Regions from separate parts of the Homo sapiens genome. Here all the other regions are linked to region 2. Evidence: chromatin loops called from intact Hi-C (ENCODE). Cell type or tissue: GM12878. All regions are shown on one strand.

Region 1 (8,000 bases), 270 kb after region 2:
GCATTTTTCTGCTAAAACTTTAGCTAACTTTCTCAAAACACTCTTATAATAAGCAGGTGTTACTGTTCCTTGGCCCTCCAGAAAGTCAACAAGCAAAATGCCTTGAGCATACCAAAGAACTGTTACCATAATATTTGGTTTTGACTGATTCAAACTTGCTATGACTGGACCACTTCCACCTCTTGGTAGCCATTACTTTGACTGTGCATTGTCTTCAGGATCATACTGGAAAAGCCATGTTTCACCCCCTATTAAAATTATTCCAAGAAATGCTTCAGGATCTTGATTCCTCTTGTTTAAAATTTTTATTGAAAGTTCTTCTTTTGTATGCAGCTGATCTAGGCACAACAGTTTGGGGACCTATCAAGCGGAAAGTTTGCTCAACTTTAATTTTTCAGCCAGAATTGTGTAAGCAGAACCAATTGAGATATCTATGGTGCTGGCTATTGTTCCAACTGTTAATCATGGGTCCTCTTCAATTAGGGCATGAACAAGATGAACTTTTTTTTCTTGTTAATTGATGTGGATGGTCTGCATGTTTCATCTTCAACATCGTCTCATCACTTCTTAAAACAAGTTATCTATTTTTTGTTTGTTTTTCAAAATGATAGATTGGAGTCTTTGTTAGCACATTGCACCCACTTGATAAGAGCAATATAGTGTGTAGATTCATGCTATGAACTTTTATCCAAGAAGGAGCACAGGAACTCAACAGAAACACTGAAACAAACTTTGAATACCTTGAAAGGAGTGGCAGACAGCAACTTGCACTATGAGTCCGTTGGAAAACTATGAGTCTTGAGAACATGAAAGGGAGACAGACTGTCTCCATGATACAAATTCCCACTTGGGAGCTGTGCAATCCAGGCCATGAGGGAGTGACTTGACCCTACCAGGAGCTGGAGCTAATTTGGTGAGTAGTGGGGAGTATATGAAAAGGAATGGCATCAGGATGTGCTTTGCATGAACTCCCAGATGTCAGTGGGGACAGAAAGAAGGCATTCCTGATCCTAACTCACAGGGAATCTTTCAGAAACTTGCCAGCTAACTCAGGCAGTGGTCATAGGTTGAGAGAAGCTCCAAACTGAGATGTGTGATCTCATCTCAAGTAAGAATGAGATGTAATCTCAATAATCTCAAGGCCAGAACCAAGAGGCAAGAAGAAAGCATGCTCTTGCTACAGGTCCAAAATTAGGCGCCCCTGTTTTGCAGGTCATATTGGGAAGGATGTGGCTTTCAGGCCACATCCTTCTGTTTCTGTCTTGGTTGGGAAGTTTTGCATTCTGAGCATGAACTGTCTGGAACTCAGCTGGCTGTTTCAGCTTTCTGCCAGCAGAAGTTTGTGTATGTGAGACCTACTGTGCCAAAGGCATGGGAGTTGGGTGGGTCTTACTGCCACCTGCTACCCCTTTTCCCCATACAGACACTTTTGTGCAGCAAAAGTGGTTGTACCCCTCCCCGCATCATTGTCCCAGTGGCCAGGGAGCTGCCCTCTGACCCCCATCAGGGCCACCATTTGTACCCACACTTGAGGAGCTAGAGCACTGACTTGCCTGATCCAACCCTCACCTGGCTTTGCCCTTCCACTCGCTTTGGTAGCAGAACATGGACAGGAATTTTTGAGAGTTCCATGGGCTCACCCATTGCCTAGGATATCTGAGTATTTACCCTGGGTAATATAGACCAAGCATAAATTCCACAGCTGCCACTGCAGCTGGCTCTCTACTGCACGCACCACATCCTGGCCAGAGGTCAACTGGCCTAGCCCACTACAATATCTGATGGCACAATAACAGCACTCAAGAAGAAAAAGGCTTTTGCATGATCTCAGCTAACACTATTGACTGCACCACCAAAGCTACTCAGGAGGCCTTGAGCCCATTCACATGCCCAACACATTACTACTACATCTAACAATGGAGAAAGCCACAATGCCAAGGCTATTTACAACCAAGGAAATCTTACAGAGTGTAAGCCACTCCCGTGCCACCATCATTAGAGCTGGTACTTGAACCTGCCACTGGGAAACCATAGGATGGGTCAGCCTGGTCCAGCTCCACTCAACATCACCTCTGGAGCATAAGAGTGGAGTCCAGGCTACTGCACATCTCACAGACCACTCCATAGCCTGAAGCATCCGAGAGCTTCTCCAGATGGCTGACTAGAGATTATCAGTGACAAATTCTGGGAAGGAAAAACCAAAATTACACTTGGATGATCACAGCGCAAATGGAGTATTAAGGGGAGAGTGCTGGAGCTTTTTGGAGAGTTCACTGGAAAAATCTATGATACACAAAAAAAGAAAGAAACAAGAAGCTGGTAGAGCTTAAACCCCAAGAGACAGAGCATTCTGTGGAAAGTGAATGGAATGCTTTCAGCCTCTGTAGGCCTTGTGGCAGCCTGCTGGTATCCAAACTCAAGGAGAGCTTATTTGGACTTGTAAGCCCAAGTATTGGATTGGCCTGTGATTTGGGGGCTTCTTAAGGGCATTACACTGGGCTACCAGCTTGTGCATGTTCCTTCCTTTCCCCCTAGACCTGAGCTATAGAAGCAAGTGCCATACTGGATGTGCAATCATTATGGGACATTGTTCTGCTATGGGACTTTCAACCCTTGTGTCTTCACATCCCCAGATCACTTGCTGACATTTCCCAGCATCAGCCTGGATTGCGGCAGACCCGCGAGGTGATGGCTAGAGCCAGAGGAGCATCAGGATTCACAGTAGTCTTGCTCTCCAAGACTGCCACTCCTGGGGGAAGGAGGAGTGTACCACATCAAGGGAGCACTCTGGGGAACAAAAGAAACTAGAATGTGGGCTTTTCTGTGTCCCAGATCTTCCCACTGTGGGCAGGAAGCACCTGCACCTCCTTCAACAAAGGCACGGGTGCAGTCTTGGGCTTAGTAGGGGAAGACTGGTTCTGCCCTAGCAGTTGAATAGCCCTGGTGCTTATAAAGGGACTTTTCATACCTCTCACCATTTTGCATAAAGGGACTTTTTATCTCTCTCACCCACCACTGAAGACACCACCAGAGCTTCTCCCATGGGAGCTTGGCAAGGGTGCACCTGTAGAAGGCTTTTATGGAACATTCTGAGGTGACAGCATCACCATAGGAGGTGTGCCCTCTGGGTTCAGGATTGCATGAGGAGTGGAGTCCCACTCCCTCTATACAAGAAACATCAGCATTTCTGCAGATGGACGAGGTCCCTGTCTGATCTGAATATCCAGAGTACTAGGACAAGGGTGTGACAGGGAGTTTGATCACTTTCCTCCTGGCCTGGTACTGGAAATAAAGTGGCTGTTTCCGTCCCCCCACTGCAAAGGCGTCAGTGAATTTCACCAGGAGCTCCCCCAGCTGCCTCATCAGGGATAGGGCTTTTGCTCACCAATGGGGTATTGAATATACCCACCTGCTTCAGCCACAGCCAATTCTTACCCACAGGTGCCTCCTGCTGGCCTGAAGGCTAAACTGCTCAACCCAGTTTAAAAAAAAAAAAATGGAATGCACACCACTGGGGAACAAGATAAGTTTCCTGAGAACTCTGCCATTCTGACCCCAAAGGAGACAATAAGCCTGCTCATACACCCAGTACATCACTACTATGAGCAACATCTGAGAAAGCTATAATATAAAGATTCTCTATAACCAAGGAACTCATACAGTGTCTTTGCCACTGAAAGCACCACCCAGAGCTGAAGTTAGGTCATCATAAACTGTACATTATTGTCACATCCTCAAGGTATAAAAAGAAAACTTAGTCCAATCAAAAAATAAATTCAAAAATAATGAAAAGAAATAGTCTATCCAGATGAGAAGAAGCCAGAAAAATAATTCTGGCAATATAGAAAAGCAGAACCTTGCAACACCCTGAAAGGATCATATTAACTCTTCAGCAGTGGATCCAAACCAAAATGAAATATTTGAAATACCAGATAAAGAATTCAAAATATTGATTGTAAAGTTGCTCAATGAGATCCAAGAAAAATTTTAAATCTAACAAAAAGAAATCAAAAATAAATTCAGGATAAGAATGAAAAATTTTCCAAAGAGATAAATACTTTTTTAAATAAAACAGAACATCTACAAATGAAAGACTAATTTAGGGAATTACAAAATGCAGTGGAAAGTATTAACAATAAACTGTACCAAGCAGAAAAAAATCATTTCAGAGCTTGAAGACATGGCTTTTGAATTAATTCAATCATACAAAAATAAATAAACAAAGTTTCCAAAAAATATGGGATTATGCAAAAGGTCCAAACCTAAGAATCATAGATATTCCTGGCCAGGCTCAGTGGCTCACATCTGTAATCCCAGCACTTTGGGAGGCCAAGGCATGCAGATTGCTTGAGCTCAGGACTTTGAGGCCAGCTTGGGCAACATGGCAAAACCCAGTCTCTACAAAATATACAAAAATTAGCAAGGCATGGTGGCATGTGCCTATAAACCCAGCTACTTGGGAGGCTGAGGCACAAGAATCACTTAAACCCAGGAAGTGGAGGTTGCAGTGAGCCAAGATCATGCCACTGCACTCCAGCCTGGGTGACAGGGTGAGACTCTGTCTCAAAAGAAAGAAAAAAGAAAAAAAAGAATCATAGATATTACTCATAGATATTCCTGAGAAAGAAGAAGAAAAAGCAAAAAGTTTGGAAACCTATTTTTGAGAGAATAATTAAGGAAAACTTCCCTAGTCTTGCCAGAGACTTAGACATCCAGATTCAAAATCTCAAGAACTTCTGGAAGATGCATTGCAGAAAGGACATTAGGAAGGCATATAGTCATCAAGCTACCTAAAGGCAACATGAAGAAAGAATTCTAAGAATAGTGAGACAAAAGCATCAAATAACTTAAAAAGAAAAATCTATCAGACTAACAGCAGATTTTTCAGTAGAAACCTGACAATCCAGAAGGAATTGGGGTCCTAGCTTTAGTCTTCTTAAACAAAATAACTGTCAGCCAAGAACTTTGTATCTTGCAAAACTGATTCATAAATGAAGTCCTTCCCAGATAAGCAAACACTAAGGGAATTTGCCACCATTAGATCAGTCTTGCAAAAAATACTCAAAAGAGTTCTAAACATCAAAACGAAATATCCATATGCACCAGTATAAAAACACTTAAAAGTATAAAACTCACAGGGATTAAAAAACAGTAGCACAATGGAAAATAAAAGCAACTAGGTAACAATCAACATGATGACTGGAACAGTACCTTACATATCAATATCAACTTTGAATGTAAATGATATAAATGCCCCACTTGAAAGATATCAATGGTGGAATGGATTTTGAAAACACAATCCAAATATCTACTGCCTTCAAGAGACTAGTAAAGAGTCTTATAGACCCAACGATATAAAAATACCAAATATATATGCACGTAATATCAGAGTTACCAGATTCATAAAACTACTAGATCTAAGAAAAGAGAAGACACCAATATAATAATAGTGGGGGACTTCAACAGTCCACTGGCAGCACTAAGCAGATCATCAAGGCAGAAAGTCAACAAAGAAACACTGGACCTAACAGACATTTACAGAACATTCTAGCAAAAAAAATTGCATAATATACATTCTTCTCATCAGCACATGGAATATTTTCCAAGATACATCACATGATAGGCCACAAAAAAGCTTCAATAATTTTTAAAAGGTTGAAATTATATTACATATCTTCTCAGACCACAGCAAAATAAAACTAGAAATCAATTCCAAGATGACTCTCAAAATCATACAAATACATGGAAATTAAACAACCTGCACCTGAATGAGCTTTGGATCAATGATGAAATAAAAATGGAAATTTAAAAATTTTTTGAAATTATTGATAACAATGGCACAAGTTATCAAAATCTCTAGGATATCACAAAAGTAGTGCTAACAGGGAAGTTTGGGCCAGGCACAGTGGCTCACACCTGTAATCCCAGCATTTCGGGAGGCCAAGGCAGGTGAATCATTTGAGGTCAGGAGTTCAAGACTAGCCTGGCCAACATGGTGAAACCCCATCTCTACTAAGAATACAAAAGTTAGCTGGGCGTGGTGGTGGGCATCTGTAGTCCCAGCTACTCAGGAAGCTGAGGCAGAAGAACCGCTTGAATCGGGGAGGTGGTGGTTGCAGTGAGCCGAGATTGTGCCACTGCACTCCAGCCTGGGTAACAGAGCTAGACTCCATCTCAAAAAAAAAAAAAAAAAAAAAAAGATGGAAGTTTGTAGTCCTAAATGTCTACATCAAAAAGACAGAAAGATCACAAATTGAGAGCCTAGAAACATGCCTGAAGGAACTAGAAAAATAAGAGCAAACCAAAACCAAAGCTAGAATAAAAGAAATCACTAAGATCAGAGTAGAATAATGAAATTGAAACTAAAAAAAAAAAAAAATACAAAGGATCAATGAAATGAAAAGCTGATTCTTTGAAAAGATAAACAAAATTGACAGACAAATATCTAGATTAACCAAGAAAAGAAGGCCGGGCGCTGTGGCTCACGCCTGTAATCCCAGCACTTTGGGAGGCCAAGACGGGCGGATCACGAGGTCAGGAGATCGAGACCATCCTGGCTAACATGGTGAAACCCCGTCTCTACTAAAAATACAAAAAAAAAAAAAAAAAAAAAACAATTAGCCGGGCGTGGTGGCGGGCGCCTGTAGTCCCAGCTACTCGAGAGGCTGAGGCAGGAGAATGGCGTGAACCCGGGAGGCGGAGCTTGCAGTGAGCCGAGATCGCGCCACTGCACTACAGCCTGGGGGACAGAGCAAGACTCCGCCTCAAAAAAAAAAAAAAAAAAAAGAATAGAGAGGATTCAAATAAGCTCAATCAGAAATGAAAATAGAGACATTACAAGTGATTAGACGGAAATACAGAAGATCATCCAAGACTTCTACGAACATTTCTATGCACACAAACTAGAAAATCTAGAGGAAATTGACAATTTCTGGGAAACATGCAATCCCCAAGCTTGAATCAAGAAGAAATAGAAATCCTGAACAAACCAATAATAAGTACTGAGATTGAATCGGTAATTTTAAAAAATCTCCCAACAAGAACAAAAAAAGAGCCCAGGGCAAGACAGATTCACAGCCAAATTCTACCAGACCTTCAAATAACTGACATACTTAAAATATCCCAAAAAACTAAGAAAAAGGGAATTCTCTCTTACTCATTCTACAAAGCCGGTAGCACCCTGATACCAAAGCCAGGAAAGGACACAACAAAAAAAGGAAAACTACAGACCTAAATCCCTGATAAAATTAAATGTGAAAATCCTCAACAAAATACTAGCAAACTGAATCCAACAGCACACCAAAAAATTAATTCACCAAGATCAGGTGGATTTCATCCCAGGGACACAATGATAGTTTAACATATGCAAGTCAATAAATGTAATTCACCACATAAAAAGAACTTAAAACAAAAACTATATGATAGACTCAAAGGGCACAGAAAAAGCATTTGATAAAATTCAGCATCTCTTCATGATAAAAAACCCTCAACAAACTAGGCATAGAAGAAACATACCTCAAAATAATAAAAGAGGTTGGGCGCAGTGGCTTAAGCCTGTAATCCCAGCACTTTGGGAGGCTGAGGCAGGCAGATCACTTGAGGTCAAGAGTTAGAGACCAGCGTGGCCAACATGGTGAAACCCCCTCCACCAAACCTGGCTAATTTTTATCTTTACTAAAAATAAAAAATTAGCCAGGTTTCTGTACTCCCAGCTACTCGGGAGTTGAGCTCCCAGCTACTCGGGAGGCTGAGGCAGGAGAATCACTTGAACCCAGGAGGCAGAGGCTGCAGTGAGCTGAGAGCACGCCACTGCACTCCAGCCTGGGCGAAGGGAGAGAAACCTTGTCTCAAAAAAAAAAATTAAATAATAATAAAAGCTATATGTGACAAACCCACAGCCAACATCATACTGAATGGGAAAAAATTAAAAGCATTCCCCTTCATAACTGGAGCAAGACAAGAATGCCCACTTTCACTACTCCTATTCAACATAGTACTCA
Region 2 (8,000 bases):
ATCTACTCAGCCTGGCAGGCCACACCTGTCTTGCACTCCAGCACAGATCCCATGGCCACTGCAACTGTGCAATAAGCCTCTGGTGGGAGGGGGTGTGTGAGTAAGCAAGTGTGGGGTTGGGCCAGCTATTTCAATCACCGGCACAGGAGTGGGCTCTGTGCAGGGCTTGCAGCTGGACCAGGCATGTCACAAGCAACTCCCGCAGTGGACTCTGGCATTCAGACAAGAGGAACATGGTGGTACCCAGGCAGGGATGCCCATATCCCTGAAGCCCCAGAGGGGGTGTTGCCACATTCTAATAGCTCTTTTAGTTCTGCCATCTGCAGCCCAGTGAACAGCGGCATGTTAACAGCTCTGTCAGTCCCATTGCCCTAATCCTGCCCATGGCTCTGGGGCTAGCTCGGTCCTGCTGCTACTTCCTGTTGCATGGGGTGGCTGCCCTCCACTGGCGAAGGGGAAAGGGCCACAGTGTTACAGCTTTTTTTGTACTCACATTCAGTGGGTCCTGAGTTATTGTCCCACGTTCAAGAAGAATGAGGTTATGTTGACAATTGAAGGGTGAGGAGGGTGGGGAAGAATTTTATTAAGTGACAAAACAACTCTCAGCAGAGAGGGGGTTACAAGGATGGTCCCCCACCCAAAGTCAGGTGGTCTCTCTCACCCAGAGGTGGGCAGTTCCCATGTGGCTGAGTCCCAGGCTTTTATGGGCTCAGAATGGAGGAGTGCAGGCTGATTAGTTTGTGAGTATGCAGAAAAGGCTAAAACAAAGACACCACTCAAAAGTGGGCATGACAATGTAAAAGGCCAATTATGGAAGTGTAGGTACATGTAAAACAGGGGAAGGGTGGTGAAGGGTGGGGACCAATCAGAGAAAAGCATGCCAAATGGGAAGAGAGGTTCTCCATCCAGCCTCAGATTTATCTGAGACTTGTAGCTTGGCTTTCAGGCTTTAAACTCTCTTTGGGTTAAAGGTGGTGTTCACCGGACTCCTGCCCCTGTCTGCCTACGATTGTCTACCTCCTGGCGCTGTCAGATGCATCAATCTCCCCAAGTACTTGCTTTAATTTATTTTTCAAAGTTCCTAGTCTTTGAACATATGTTTTTAGGAGAACTAAGGGACTAGGAATATAAATAATACCCCTTTCTTCTAGTCCCATATTTACAGTGACTTGCAAAATAAGATACAGCAAATGCTCAGGTGAAAAACCAAAATACCACTTTATTCCTGATATGCTGAAGGAAAAGCATTCCTTCAGTTCAAGGCCAAATGAAATTCAATTGATGTGTCCAACCAGTCACTGGCAGAGCTGGGTCACCCCAGGCCTCCCCCATAAGAGGAGGCACCTCCAAACCCTAGCAAGGGAAGGGAAGAACAGATGATAGTGGTTTCTAGCAGGCAGACTGTCTCCAAAACAAATGAAGAAACACAGATGGGCTGAGCCACACAAGCCCAAGCCCTCCTTCCAAACTCTGCAACTTTGTGCAGCATTCCTCCTTCCCTGAAGAGAACCAGGTTAAGGAGAGGAAAGAAACAGGTGTGTTTCTCTATAGGAAGTTCTGCTGGAAGGAAATGTGAGGCTGGAGACAGATGAAGTTCCCTCCTAACTGTGGCTACCTCTGGGGAAGGAGGGAGGGGGAGGAGGAGACAGGGAGAGCTTTGGGGCTACCTGCAGCATTTTATTTCTGTAGAGAGGAAAAAAGTGAATCTAAATAATCATGTAAAATGATAATATCACTTGAATCACTGGGGGAAATATGTAGATACCTGTTTTATTATTTTCTGCATTTTTATCTATGTGTATAAAGTTTTGGAATTAGCATATAAACATTATAAATTATTCTGAGTCATTTATCATCTCACCTTTCTATATATCTGATTCTTTCAGAAGGAATACAGAAAAGAAAAAGAAGAAAATATAAGTCTCCTATGAACCTCAAAGTTATTTTATTATTATTTAATGTACCATTTTTATACAGCTCTGAAATGTATAAAAGTCCCTGAGTGGCAAATATTTATAGTTGTTTTTCCTCATTTGACCTTCTTGCCTTCCTCCTTTTTTGTGTGTTTCACTGTAGCCCCCTCAGACAACAGTGAGTACTCTTTTCAGGACAAAATGTCAGGTGTGAGTCATAAAGTGCAAAGGAACTATACCCTCCAGAACGATGGGAAGGAAAACTTTCTGCCTAAGAGATACTTCATATTAACCAAGCAGTAGATTTCTTCTCAAACAAATGGAAAGCAATTGAAGAGAAACCTCATGAAAACATAGCACATTTTTGTTTCCCAACAGTTATAAACAACCCAGTTTTCCTTTCCCTTCTCACCCCATGTTCAGACACCATGAGTGTTTCCCAAACTTTGGAAACAAAGACCTAAGTTTCAGGTTCCTGCAATGACCTGTTGCTGACATTCTACTGCAGTCGTCAGAGTAAGTATGGTGGCAGAGTTGCAGCTGGCTTGGAAGATTTATTTTTATTTCTAAGGACAGAAGCAAAGGAAGCCCCCACGTTCACTCACTGAAAATAACAATTGGCCATCTGCATTTGTTTCTGCCGCAGCTTCAAAAGCCAAGGTAGAGAGCCTGCTGGTGCGGGCAAGTCTGGTCTTGGAGCTTAGGGCCACTTACAGATCCTGAAACTCAGGGTCAGCGTAGGCTCAGAAAGGTCACTGATATCCAACCCAGCAGACCAGACGTATGAGCACTCTGCCCAGAAGCCTATTTACTTCTTCAAACACACAAAAAAATATCTTGAGCAACTTCCTTAACTTTTTGGGGTCTTCCTCTCTCTTTTCAGAATGAAGATAGTTAAATGTAATAGTACCCCATGGTGACAGGATGAGAAAATATATATATCCAGCACTTAGAACAAAGCCTGACAATGTAATCTCATCAAGACTTAAGAGCTTCCTTTCCTTCCTCTTCCATCTTTCCCTGCCTCGCTTCCCTAGATGATAGAGCTAGATGATAGAGCTAGACTACCCTTCCATAGCCAGACACCAGAGCTAGATGATAGAGCTAGACCACCCTTCCATAGCCAGACACCCTCCTCACTTCCTCCCTCCAACACTTGCCCACAGGCACACCTAGAATCCTCAAGACCACTCAAGTGGCTTCCTGGTACCACTCTTGCTAGACCAAAGAAAATGGTAAGATGTGGAGGGAATTATGCACTCGATTCTTCATATCTTCGATAGTGTTAAATGGTCCATATGCTTTCTTATAGCTGGGGGCACATGCATTTACACAAACACATGCACACACACAAAACACCCTTACATAAGTGTGTGCTGGGGGAAAGCTATGCAACTCTGAGGCTCCAACCACTTTTTGTGTACTTTTCACAATTGCCCAGCAGATGGCAGCAAAGTGTCCTGAGGAACTACTTTTTCTGTATAATTCAGCCCTATGTGGCAGTGTAAAGCTAGAGGCTAAATTGTCCCTCTAGATATATAACAGAGCATAGACAGGAGAGGCATTCTGTTCAGTTTCATCTGTGGCCCGAAGACAAGAGATGACACAGAATTGTGCCAAGGGGCAGGACAGAAGGAGGAGTCAGCCCCCGGAGCAGGTAATTATTCAGGTAGAATTTAGATCTTTTTCGTTGTTGTTGCTCCTGAGAGCAGTATTCTGTTACCAATACTGTTTAGAATTGTTTAAAAATGGATGCTAAAAAGCATATGGCAGTTTGTTATTGTTGTAAAATTTTCTACAGACCATGCTTCTCCTCATTGTCTGCACCTGAAGAGACCACACCCACCACCCGTTCTTGTTTTGCCATAGAGATGACAATCGCTCCTAATTTACACAATAAAACCCCATTCACCCAAGTAGAAATTAAGAAAAAAGAGCCAAACATGGTTTTCTCAACCAGATTATAAAACATTAAAGATTGAGTAAAAGAGTAAGAAATTGAGTAAGACTGAAGGAAGAGGATTTCATTAGAAACAGAATGTCATTTGGAAACTGTACTGGAGAATTTCGTTAGAAGGACATTGTTGATGTTTTGTGTGGTTTCCTCCCTCCTGTCACTATAGGAGAAGGAAGGAGGAACCTCCCCCTCATCTCCAGCTCAGAGAGAGAGGCTGGAATGGGACCGCATGGGGATCATGTTGTAGATCCTCTGCAGTTTAGGGAAAATGAGAAACTTGAGTCCAACACACCAGGAGAAACCAAAGAATGCTAAGACCTGGACTGTCTACTCTATAGCCAGTGTTTTTATCTATTGCTATATAATAAATCACCCAAACGTAGAGGTTTAACACAGCACACCTGTTACCTCACAGGTCGGGACTCTGGGCATGACTTAACTGAGTTCTTTGCTTCAAGGTCTCACCAAGTTCCATTTAAGGTATTGGCAGGGATGAGGCCTCAAATGAGGTTTGACTAGAGAAGGATCCACTTCCAAGCTTACAATGTTATTGCTAGAATTCAGTTCCTTGCAGTTGTAGGATAAATGGTCTCATTTCTTGCCAGGTGTTGGCTCGAGGTCTTTGTAGGATATTGGCTAGAGACCACTCTCAATTCCTAAGGGCTGCTTATACTCTCTTACCATATCAAGACTGCAACATGACAAATTGGTTTCTCAAGGCCAACAATGGTGAGAATGAGACACCAGTAAGACAGAGTTTACAGTCTTCTGTGACATGATCATATAATCACATACCCAAAATCACATACATCCTGTCACCTTTGCAGGATTCTGGTTATTCAAAGCAAGTCACAGATCCTGCCTATATTTACAGGGAAATAACTACAAAAGGGCATGAAGACCAAGAGGCAGGAATCATCTAGCCACCCTAGAGTGGCTCTCATGGTGGCACAATTAAGCAAGAGGAGTAGATTGTGTGGGGGTGGTCTGCACTTCCACCTGTATGCTGTGTGAAAGAGATTCTACATGGATGGTCTTAGAGCTTGCTCTGAAAAGAAATCAGGAGGGAGCAAGGAGACCTTGAAGAGAATGAGGCTGGAGATTTTCTGATGGACATCCAGGGACAGGACATAGGATAATCGTCAGCTGCCAGCTAAGTCCATGAGGATACTGAGAGGAAGCCCAGCCAAGGAATCCCAGTGATGGAACCACAGATGCATTCAACATCCACCAGCCTGCATAGCACTGACATCGAGTTGGGAAACGGCCAATCGAGAGAGACTTTTTCTGTTCCTCTCTCCTCATTCCTGCCCCTGACTCTGTGAGGATCAGGAATCCCTCTTAGCAATCCTCAGGGTGAAGAGTTAGAGAAGAAATAGCACTGACCCCCACTTTACATGTCAGCTGCCCTGCCTAAAGCAGGCCAAACTGAGGAAAAGAAGAAATTTTAATATGAATGACAGTTGGATTTTGATTTTTGCATAAATCTATATTTTAATTACTAAAGTGACTGAGGAACTCTTCTATTAGCTGACAGTAGTAACATCTTAGATTTCAAACAAGCAGCAGGGGAGAGCTAGCCCTACTGAGGATCTTAGAAAGAACAGTTGTGGGGCCAGGCACGGTGGCTCATGCCTGTAATCCCAGCACTTTGGGAGGCCGTGGCGGACGAATCGCCTGAGTTCAGGAGTTCGTGATCAGCCTGGCCAACATGGTGAAACCCTGTCTTTACTAAAAATAAAAAAATTAGCTGGGCATGGTAGTAGGCGCGTGTAATCCCAGCTACTCAGAAGGCTGAGGCAGGAGAATCACCAGGCTGGTCTCAAACTCCTGACCTCAGGTGATCTACCCACCTCGGCCTCCCAAAGTGCTGGGATTATAAACATGAGCCACCTCACCCACCCTGAAACTGCTTTTTTGTGCTGAGTCAGTTCCTAGGTGGGGGCCACAAGATCAGATGAGCCAGTTTATTGATCTGGGTGGTGCCAGCTAATCCATCGGGGTCTGCAAAATATCTCAAGCACTGCTCTTAGGAGCAGTTTAGGAAGGGTCAGAATCTTGTAGCCTCCAGCTGCATGACTCCTAAACCATAATTTCTAATCTTGTGTCTAATGTTAGTCCTACAAAAGTAATCTAGTCCCCAGGCAAGAAAGAGGTCTGCTTTGGGAAAGGGCTGTTACTGTCTTTGTTTAAACTGTAAACTATAAACTAAGTTTCTCCCAAAGTTAGTTCAGCCTACTCCCAGGAATGAACAAGGACAGCTTGGAGGTTAGAAGCAAAATGGAGTCAGTTAAGTTAAATGTCTTTCACTGTCTCAGTCATAATTTTGCAAAGGCGGTTTCATATCGGATTCAGTGATGAAAAGATTTTATCTGAACACCACTTAAAGAGGAAGGCATTTTGTATCAATAAAATAATTTTTCAAAAAAAAATTTTTTTTTTTTTGAGACGGAGTCTCGCTGTGTCGCCCAAGCTGGAGTGTAGTGGCGCGGTCTCGGCTTACTGCAAGCTCCGCCTCCCGGGTTCAGGCCATTCTCCTGCCTCAGCCTCCAGAGTAGCTGGGACTAAAGGCACCCGCCACCGTGCCCGGCTAATTTTTTGTGTGTGTTTTTAGTAGAGACGGGGTTTCACCCATGTTAGCCAGGATGGAATTTTTTTAAATTTTAACCAACATTATTTTTAAAATTTTAACCAACGTTAATAATCTAAATACCCTGACTTGATCATTACACATTCTATGCATGTAACAAAATATTATATATACCCCATAAATATGTACAAAGATCATGTATCAATTAAAAAGAATCTCAAATCACATGTGTATTGGGTCAGATGTTGGTAAAATCTGAATCCCATTTTCTGACAAGATCTTACACTTGTGTTAAAGAACAAATTAAAGATCACTAGAGCTATAAATAGAATATAAATTGAAAAGCTGAGTTTATGTGTTTGTGTATGTGCCCAGTAAGGAAAGAGCCCCGTGGCTCTTTCCCTGTGGGGAAATTCATTAAGTATTCACCAGCTGGGGGAAATTCAGGGGTTTTTTCAAACTGAATAGAAAGAGGTTTCATAATAGTTATGCAAATTGAAGACTGAAGACTAGCAGTCTTCAGTCTTTAGGCTGGGAAAGTGAGTTGTTTAAAACAAGTCCTGTTGTTTATAATCACTTACCAGTTTCGGTCAACTGAATCAGCTGCAGTGAGAAAAAACATTCAGTTTTGATTTGTTTCCTAAAAATATTTTCCTTTTATACTCAAAATTAGTTGCTAACCAAAATTAAAGAAAAAACTTGAGCAATACATTTTGTTTTCTAAATGCCACTAAAATTTTATATGATATAGGAGTGTGTGTATGTGTAAAAATGAAAAATAAAATGTTTCCAAATGCGTTTTAGTAATATCAACAAAAAGATGGCAAAGTTGTTTCATTCCCATTCTCTGCTACCATCTGGTTTAAGAAAATACTTAGAAATTTGTTCAAGTCATAAAGGTATCATTTTGAGAGACAGGACTAGCTGGATTTCCTAGGCCAACTAAGAATTCCTAAGCCTAGCTGGAGAAGGTGACGGTACCCACCTTTAAACACAGGTCTTGTAACTCAGCTCATACACGACCAATCAGGTAGTAAAGAGGGCTCACTAAAATACAAATTAGGCTAACAGCAGGAAGTAAAGAAATAGTCAAATCATATATTGCCTGAGAGCACAGTGGGAGGGACAATGATCGGGATATAAACCCAGGCATTCGAGCAGGGAGCGGCAACCCCCTTTGAGTCCCCTCCCTTGTAAGGGAGCTCTGTTTTCATTCTATTAAATCTTGCAACTGATTGCTCTTCTGGTCCGTGTTTGTTCTGGCTGGAGCAGAGCTATCGCTTGCGTCCACCACTGCAGTTTGCCGCCGTCGCAGAACCACCGCTGACTTCTACCCCTCCGGATCTGGCAGGGTGTCCCCTGCGCTCCTGATCCAGCGAGGCGCCCATTGCCCCTAAAGGCTCGCTATTGTTCCTGCACGGCTAAGTGCCCGGGTTCGTCCTAATCAGGCTGAACACTAGTCACCAGGTTCCACAGTTCTCTTCCGTCATCCACGGCTTCCAATAGAGCTATAACACTCACAGCATGGCCCAAGCTTCCA
Region 3 (8,000 bases), 99 kb before region 2:
ATCCAGTTTCCCTGTTCTCTATCCTATAATTCCACATACCCCCTTGCCTTTGCTGCACCCCAACTTGTCTGAACCTAGGCATGCCTGAACTTGCTACAACCCCAGTCCACATTCCTTTCCTTATTAGGGAATAGGTTACCTTCCTAATGTCCCCGTAAATGACCCCTCGTCTCTCTCTTCTCACCTTCCTTACATGTCTACCTTATCTAAGAAAGTTTAAATGTTTAGCCAGTCACGACTAGTTAGACTGTGCTGTCCAACCCTAGCCAATAGAGGAAACACACAGAAGCAGAAGCTGCATTAGAGATAATAAAACCCCTGCTTTCCTTTGTTCTGTGTGCTCTCGCCATTGCTCCATATGCGAGACACACCCTTCTGCAGAAGTAAATTTGCCTTGCTGAGAGACCCTTTGTCCTTTGTTTCAGCGCTAGTTCTTTTTTGTGACACTGAGCATGTGTTTCCAACAATGGGGACAGGAATGGAAAAATGAGTTGGAGAGAGGCAATAAAAATCTTTCTTCTCTTGACTAATATATGAAAAACACTGGCACCACCAAGTAAAAAAGATAAGATCCCCTCCCACCAGGAATTTAGGCTCCTTATGGGTACTCAGACAAACAGTTTTTCTAAGCTGTAGGAAACCGATACTAAATTGACAAATCTTGATGAATACCTCATAGGCTGTGGCATTCAATGCTACTATTTTGGACCTTACGGTGCAAAAGAAATACATTAATACACTGCCTAACATTCATATCAAGTAATTACACTGTCTACTATTGCTACATTGTCTTATTTTGCTCTTGTTCCAAATTCACATAATTTTCCCTGTTGTTATTACTCTCTTTTCATGAATGAAGAGGTTTTTGAAAACAGGTTTGCTACAGCAACAATTCTCTGCTTCACACAGGAGGGACTCCTAAGTGCCAGCCTCTGTATATGTGAACAGGGCTGCCATTTTGTTCTCACCAGTCTAAAGTTATCCTAGGTTCCTATTCCAAATGAGCTACCACTCACAGTTATTTTATTCAGCCAATATTTATTAAGTATCTGGCCCATGCAGACCTATGCAAGAGATCAGTAATACCTGTAGAAGATAATGTCCCTGCCCTTGAACACAGTACATAGGGAGCATCACGAGAGCACAAAAAGTTCAGATGTGTTGGCTAAAATTTCCCTTGGGAAGAGGAGGATTCATTGAAAATTAACATTCAAATAATGCTTTCAAAGAAGAGCAGGTGCTTGCAGCCATATGCATTCTAGGTAGGGGAATCAGTGCGCACAGAGGCTAGAGCCCTGAAACAGTTTGGCTTACTGGGGGGAACTGCAAACACTTTGTTATGATTCTGTCACAGTGGGAGAAGTGACAGTTTCATTTGGGTGAGAGGTAAGATCCTGGACGTGCAAAATGTGGAATTCACAGGACTTCAAATGCTTACTGGAGACATTGGGCTTTGTCATGCAGTCAATGTGCAGACACAGAAAGATTCAAGCAGCACAGTGACAAAATCCCATTTCTATTCCAAAAGTTCCTATTACAGTAGTGAATGTAAGGGTACGGAAAGGCAAATGAAGGTCAGAAAATCCAAAACAATAAGACATGGGATAGAATATTAATATTAGGCAATAAAAGTTCTAAGGAAAATTCTCAGGTATGACAAAGGAGGGCATTTATAATGATATGTTGTTTAGAATCTTATGATCAAATAACATATAATATTCTACTAATAAAAAAATGCCTAGGAGTGTGAGAAACTAACAAAAACACAGTACTCATGAGAATTTTTAACATATGTAAGTTTTGAGGAATGTAAGCCAAAAAAGATGATTTGAATTACAAAATACTTGAATGAATCAACACTAAAGAAAGCATGCTTTTTAAGAACCCTTGGTACATTGGCAACAATTGACCAAATATTCATCCCAAAACCTCACTAACTTAAAACAAAAAATCCAGCCCACATTAACTAATCAATAAAGCTAGAGGTAAGTAATACAAATATTTGTTACCAAAATAAGATTAATTTCAAGCCCAATGAATATTTATAGACTTTTAATTGTTAATAACCAGATTAAATGCCTAAAGTGAATATATTTTGGTCATACTAAAACAAAAATATAAAGTGTTCAGTAATTCACTTAAGTGGAAACATGAAGAATTTTTATGAGGAAAGACATACGCCTTTTATTTAGAAACATAGACAGAGACTTGACTGTATTGACTTATTTCTGGTTGTCAGTTATTCCACATTTTTTTCGGACGTAATATAATATACTTTCAAATAAATCTCTTGTGGAAATTGACTTAATGTTCTTTATGTCCATGTGGAATGAGTATGACTAGCCAAAAGTATTTTAATAAAGACTAATGTTGAAGTAAAGACAGTACTATCAGAAATTAAAATGGAGTATACAATAACTAATACAAGTGATGCGTTGTGTTAAAAAAGACTGAATGGCAAGAAAATGAGAATAGAATGCCCACATAGTAATCATAGAAAAAATATAAATGGATGAAGTGCAGGACCAGACAATTTAACTAAAGAAATAGAAATGGCCATGCACTTATGCATGAAAAAATGGATTTGAAAGCAAATAATTTGTATAATGAAATAAACGAAAAGTGATGTGTTTTGAAATGCAAAAAGAAAAAAAAAGTGGTTGGTGGAGAAAAGCTCTGAGAGCACCACAAGAGGAACAGTTAAGATATGAAAGTCCCTGGAAAAGAGGAAGCTGGGACAGGACATGCAACATTGCACTTTTCACAGGATCAGCACCAAGAGCTTGGAGTTCAAGTTCCCAGGTACTTTAGTTCAGTAAGACTATGTGATAGCTGTTATGCGGTCATCTGGGGGCTGGTGGTGAAACTCAAGCCCTGCCGTCTTCTTATTGTGTTTAGTCGGAATGTACAACAATTATGCCCATGAGGCAATTTCATGGCATGGCATTGGTATATTTGCTTCAGGGCTAGAGTGACAGTCAAGTGAGGAAGACTGAAGCCGAAGACTGAACATCAGAGTTATACATCTTGACATCCTTTGTCCTTACTTGTATTTTAAAAACCCAGGCCCAGATAACTCCAACACTCGGTTTCTCCTATATCTGACATTTGGAACCTTGTATTATTAGTTCAGAAGAAGTACTGAAGAGGCCTCAGTGCACAGGCTCGGGACTGATCCTGTAACAAAGGTGATCAGATGACACCCAGGCCCAGCTGGTCTCAGCCAAATGGCTCAGGGTTGACCCTAAATATGGAAAACCAGAGAATCAGGACTATGGCTGCCTACCATGCCCTGAATAACCAGTTATATGGATTGTCATCTGGTAGAAATCCTATGCAGGGGGTGTTAATGTCATCCTTTGTGGAGTCTCTTGGTTGGATCTTCAACCACTTAATATTTTCATCAAGAATTTAGTTGCTGATCCTATTTGCAAATGATCCAAAAACAAGAAGTATAATTTATAAAACGAGAGTGTCCAGATTGAAGATACAACCCAAAAGTCTGGAACATGAGCGTTGGAATACAGATCAAATTTAATCAGGTAAAATTAAAGTCCCAAGCTTATGTTTAAAAACAAATCACCTGCACAAACCTGAGATGGGACTAGAACTTGCTTAACAGAAGTTAATGTGAGAAAGGCCTGGGCCCTTCTACTAGTTAGCTGAAAGGATGGAGACAGAAGCAAAAGACTCTCCAAGAAGTCTGCCTTTGCCTCTAGAGCAATGGATCTCAATCTTGTCTGAGCATTGGGATAACTTGGGAAACTTTAACACGTACTAACACATGAGCCCCATTACCAGGTATTCTGATTTAATTAATATGGATTATGGTTGGAGAGTCAAAATTTTTTGTAGCTCTTTAGCGGATTCTACCGTATAGTCAATGTTGCCAATTACTGCTATAAGCCTGTAGATATCAAACTTGAGTGTGTATCAAAATCTGGAGGGCTTCTTAAAACACAGAATGCACACCGAGACTGTCTGATTCAATAGGTCTGGGGTAGGGTATTTGCATGTCAACCACAATGTCAGGTGATACTGATGCTACTACTCTGGGAACCACATTTTAAGAGCTACTGCTCTAGACGAACCTGGAGTTCTCCAGATGCAACTAAAGGCTTTTTAAATTCTACCGCTGGTATTGAGCCAGAATGCATAGAACCTGGCCCTGTGCCTATCTTCTCTTCTGAGTAGGATTTATTCCATAAGCTTTGGCCTTCTCTTTACATCTTCATATCTGTGTCTGGAGGGTAGGGCCAAGTTGGACTTCGGGATACTAAACTGAGGCCTTTTATTGTAAGGACAGAGAGTAGGATGTGATGTCTTGATGCTGCTTCAGGTTACTAGAGGAGACAATGATCTCAGTTCAGAACCAAGCTTAAAGTTATATATCTCTCGGGGACTATTTGTCCCAGGAATGCAAGCTAGGATTTACTTTTCAATCTTTCCCCAGTTTCTTTCCCAAAAGTAACATATCTTTGGGAAGAAATTAGGGTAAATGAGCAATGGTAAGCTCAAATCCTGGCATCAGGAAAATTCTCCTAGCACTCATGGTATGGCCTGTTCACCACTGACCACAAAGACATGTAGAAGGTGGTGCACAATTTTCAGGAGTCCAGAAATACAAACAGTTCTCTTAATACTTGCTCTGTAGTCTCAATTGTTGTCATCTCTTTCCACACACACATGCATGCACACACACGCACACACATGCACACAGGCAGTTCTTACAATATTGAGATGCTTTGCTTAGACTGGGCTGTATATAAGAGACCTGATTTACATCTTATAAAAATAGAACATCAGAGTTAGAAGAGACGTGGAAATCTTTCTACACTGAAATATGAGAAGTCTGTGGCCCAGGGAAAGAAAGTGATTCACGTGAGTCATGAAGGTAATGAATGTATAACCCAGTTTTTCTGTTTTTCCTATTATCCCCTTCATTTTGACATTGAGGTGTCATATTTAATTGAGCCACAAGAGGGAGGCAGTGGACAAGAAATTGTCCTACCTAATTTGAATTCCTACCTAATCTGGTGTCTTCTGGGAAGACCTTATGAAAAGTCAACTCCCAGCTCTGGTCTTGTATACTAGCGCTGGGTTGGGTCCCATTTCTATCCCATATTCTCTGGGAATCTAGTAGATACAGCAAGTCATCCCTCTGACCCTTAGCTTTTTCATCTGCTAAATTTTGTAGGTATTATTTAGATATTATTACTTATATTGAAAGGTGTTAGTGAGGATACCTGAGAATGAATTTTCAAAACATCACAAGTTGATTTTCAAGATAGTATTAAAGTGCTTTAATTTCAAAGGGTGCTTTTTGTACCATCCTAACTTTATACCACTTTTTTGTCCACTCCCACCCCATTCTCTGCACTCTGGTGAACTGAAAAACATATTTTAGATTTTATCTAATTGTTATTTACTCTACTCTCCTCTCCCTTCTCCTGTCTTTCCCCACATTCTGTAAAATGTGAGCACATGCATGATGGAGGAGGGTGTGGATACAGCTAGAGGGAGAGGTTGAGACTGCACATCTCACCTGGTCTCATATTCTGAAAAATCTGGGTTATAAATGGCACACCAGAGACATTACCATGCCCTCCTCTCTGCTTTTTGGAACATGGATCTTATTGCAGAAGGTGAGGGTTTGGGAAGGCTTCGGGATGAGTGGCCAGGTGGCAACATCTGTGCCTGGCTTCTTCCCTTCTTGGTGGAACAGCCACTGGCCTCTCATAAGGGAAATAACCTGAACCAGCCCGACCCTGAGAGCCTCCCTCATGGTGTTGGACTTATAGATCACACATTAAGGAAATATGTCCATGAGAGATTTTAGGATGACTCATATGGTTTCATGGATCTAGAAGTGACTTTGAAAGTGAATGAACCAACCTAGTAGTTTCTAGTGAAGCTGACTGATGGAAATGAACCAAGCATTTATTTTCCAATGCCATAGAGTGGATCGGTGAAAGCTGGGTGGAGAGAGGATTAAAAGAAGTGAAATAAAGTTAGGACTTCTGAACGTTTCTCTAATACCCATTCCCATCATGGTTGGGCCAGTACCATTTTTGGAGTTTTTGTTTTGTTTCTCTTTCCCTTTATTTTACACAGTATAGAAATTCACTGACTACTCCTCAGATTTTTCCAGTCCTGCCTCCCCAGAGGGACTCACATCCCTTTTCATGGCAGTAACCACCTGGTGTTGCTCGAGCACCTCCTAGGATTCCCACTCGTTACTCAAAATGGATAATAAAGAAATTTTCTCAAACGCAATTTAGGTGAATAAAATTTAATCTAATAATATGTGTGAACTATTCTTCTGAAATAATAATGCTGAGATAATGAGTGGAACCACGCATTTATTTTCTTGAACCTGATAATACAAATCCCTAGCAGTTATCTGGACCAACAAGTGGTAAGAGCAGAGGTCTTGAGGTGAGCACGTTCCATGCTTCTGAGGAAACAGTACGTCTGGAGACACATTGAGACTGGAATAGGGAGAGGAGAAGGCAATGTTGTCTGAGATTTCTGGGGGGCTGGATTATAAAGCGACTTATTAAGGAGATACGGCTTATTTTGAGTGAGGTAGGAGGCATTGGAAGATTTTCAGCAAAGGGAAGACAGGATCTAACTTGCATCTTAACAGGACCACTCTGGCTGCCTGTCTTGGTAAGAACCGACTGAAGGGAGGCGAGGGAAGATGTGGGGAGAGTAGCGAGGAGGCTCCGGCAGTAGTCCCAGAGAGAGGATGGTGGGTTGTGTTGTTGGAACACAGCATCACTGCTCATTCAAATCCTAGGAGGTGGGTGCCTACGCCTCTCTTTCTTTCACTCCCCACATTCAGTCATTTTGAAGGCTCAGGTATCAGTAAAAGTGTCCCCAAGAAACATAATTCATCCCATGTGACTTATTTAAGGGATTTTTATGAAGACCTCGCAGAATTTGGGCAGAGTTAAGGGAACGAAGAAGGAAAGGGAGGTCACTACAGACAAGAAAAGCAGGAAGGTATGAGAAGAGAACACACTATTATGGGGACCAATAAAGAGCAGAAGTCTTGTAAGAAGAGCTGCTTTGTAGTATAACTGTGGAAGAAGTAGCTACTTCCAAAGGCTGTGTCAATGCAGAGAGAATAGGAAAGCAATGCTTTGTCCTTTCTCTCTTTCCAGCCTCTAATTCTCCAAACAAACCTGAATGGTTTGCTTTACTGTCACACATTTATAGGGGATTTGTGGAGATTTTCCCAGAGTGACACAATTGGCAAATGGCTGAATTGTCCGGAGCTCAGACCTGCTGCTTTTTAGCCCTGTGGTCTTTCTATTACACTACCTGGTCCCCCTCCAGAGAGAAACAACTAAATGAGACTTGGCTTTGGCTCACAGAGACAATGAATAGGGAAAGTTGGAAGTCTAAGTGGGTGAGAAGATATATTGTCGGCTCATTCCCTTTTTTGCCCTCCCAAGAGAAAAAAGAGCTGGCATTTTTTTTTTTTGGAATGAAATATATTTTCTTTTTCTGATAGTGTTCCACTGCTCTTCCTGATGTTTTCTGTAGCTTTCTTTTTTTAAAACTTTTATTTTATGTTCAGGGTACATGTATAGTTTTTAAATAAATAATCTGTACACCAAACCCTTGTGACATGCAGTTTGAAAGACAAGTGTAGGTACCAACCTCCCAGGATTTTAGTGAGAAGCAACGCTGCATCCCAACAACCCAACCCACCATCCTCTCTCTTGGACTACTGTCGGAGCCTCCTCACTATCCTCCCTACGTCTTCCCTCATCTCCCTTCAGTCTGTTCTTATCATGGCAAGCAGCCAGAGTGATACTGTTAAGACACTAGTCAGATCCTGTGTTCCTTTTGCTGAAAATCTTCCAGTGCCTCTATTTCACTCAGAATAAACCTAAGTCCTTAATAAGACCTCAAGTTCTTTTATAATTGAGGCCCCGCAGACACCTCAGACAACATTGCCTTCTCTTCTCCCTATCCCAATCTCAATG

The links. Hi-C counts contacts between places; a loop is a spot of excess contacts. Peaks named below come from ENCODE experiments on the same cell type or tissue, not always from the same donor. Only the 100,000 strongest peaks of a DNase experiment are listed, where the experiment ranks them.
Region 1: a loop joins it to region 2, with 3 times the contacts of the local background. A loop is called at or near these places in 6 of 110 quality-filtered maps.
Region 3: a loop joins it to region 2, with 6 times the contacts of the local background. A loop is called at or near these places in 5 of 110 quality-filtered maps.

What each region holds. Positions count from the first base shown.
Region 1 is chr11:60,630,912-60,638,911 of GRCh38, forward strand. All of the region lies in intron 3 of LINC00301 (long intergenic non-protein coding RNA 301), which reads left to right. The region is part of intron 4 of LOC105369321 (a long non-coding RNA gene); the gene reads right to left. Among named protein-coding and RNA genes, the nearest start is that of LINC00301, 19 kb to the left of the region's middle. RefSeq lists an enhancer at 3,061-3,160. In GM12878, CTCF peaks have their summits at 2,880 and 3,457 (motif pointing left); DNase peaks (open chromatin) are centred at 1,150 and 3,010; H3K27ac peaks cover 1,040 bases.
Region 2 is chr11:60,360,297-60,368,296 of GRCh38, forward strand. No RefSeq gene overlaps it. Among named protein-coding and RNA genes, the nearest start is that of MS4A7, 14 kb to the right of the region's middle. RefSeq lists enhancers at 3,420-3,499, 3,590-3,689, 7,311-7,817. In GM12878, a CTCF peak has its summit at 3,365 (motif pointing right); DNase peaks (open chromatin) are centred at 3,395 and 6,935; H3K4me3 peaks cover 656 bases; H3K27ac peaks cover 2,168 bases.
Region 3 is chr11:60,260,826-60,268,825 of GRCh38, forward strand. No RefSeq gene overlaps it. Among named protein-coding and RNA genes, the nearest start is that of MS4A4A, 16 kb to the right of the region's middle. In GM12878, a CTCF peak has its summit at 4,978 (motif pointing right); a DNase peak (open chromatin) is centred at 5,006.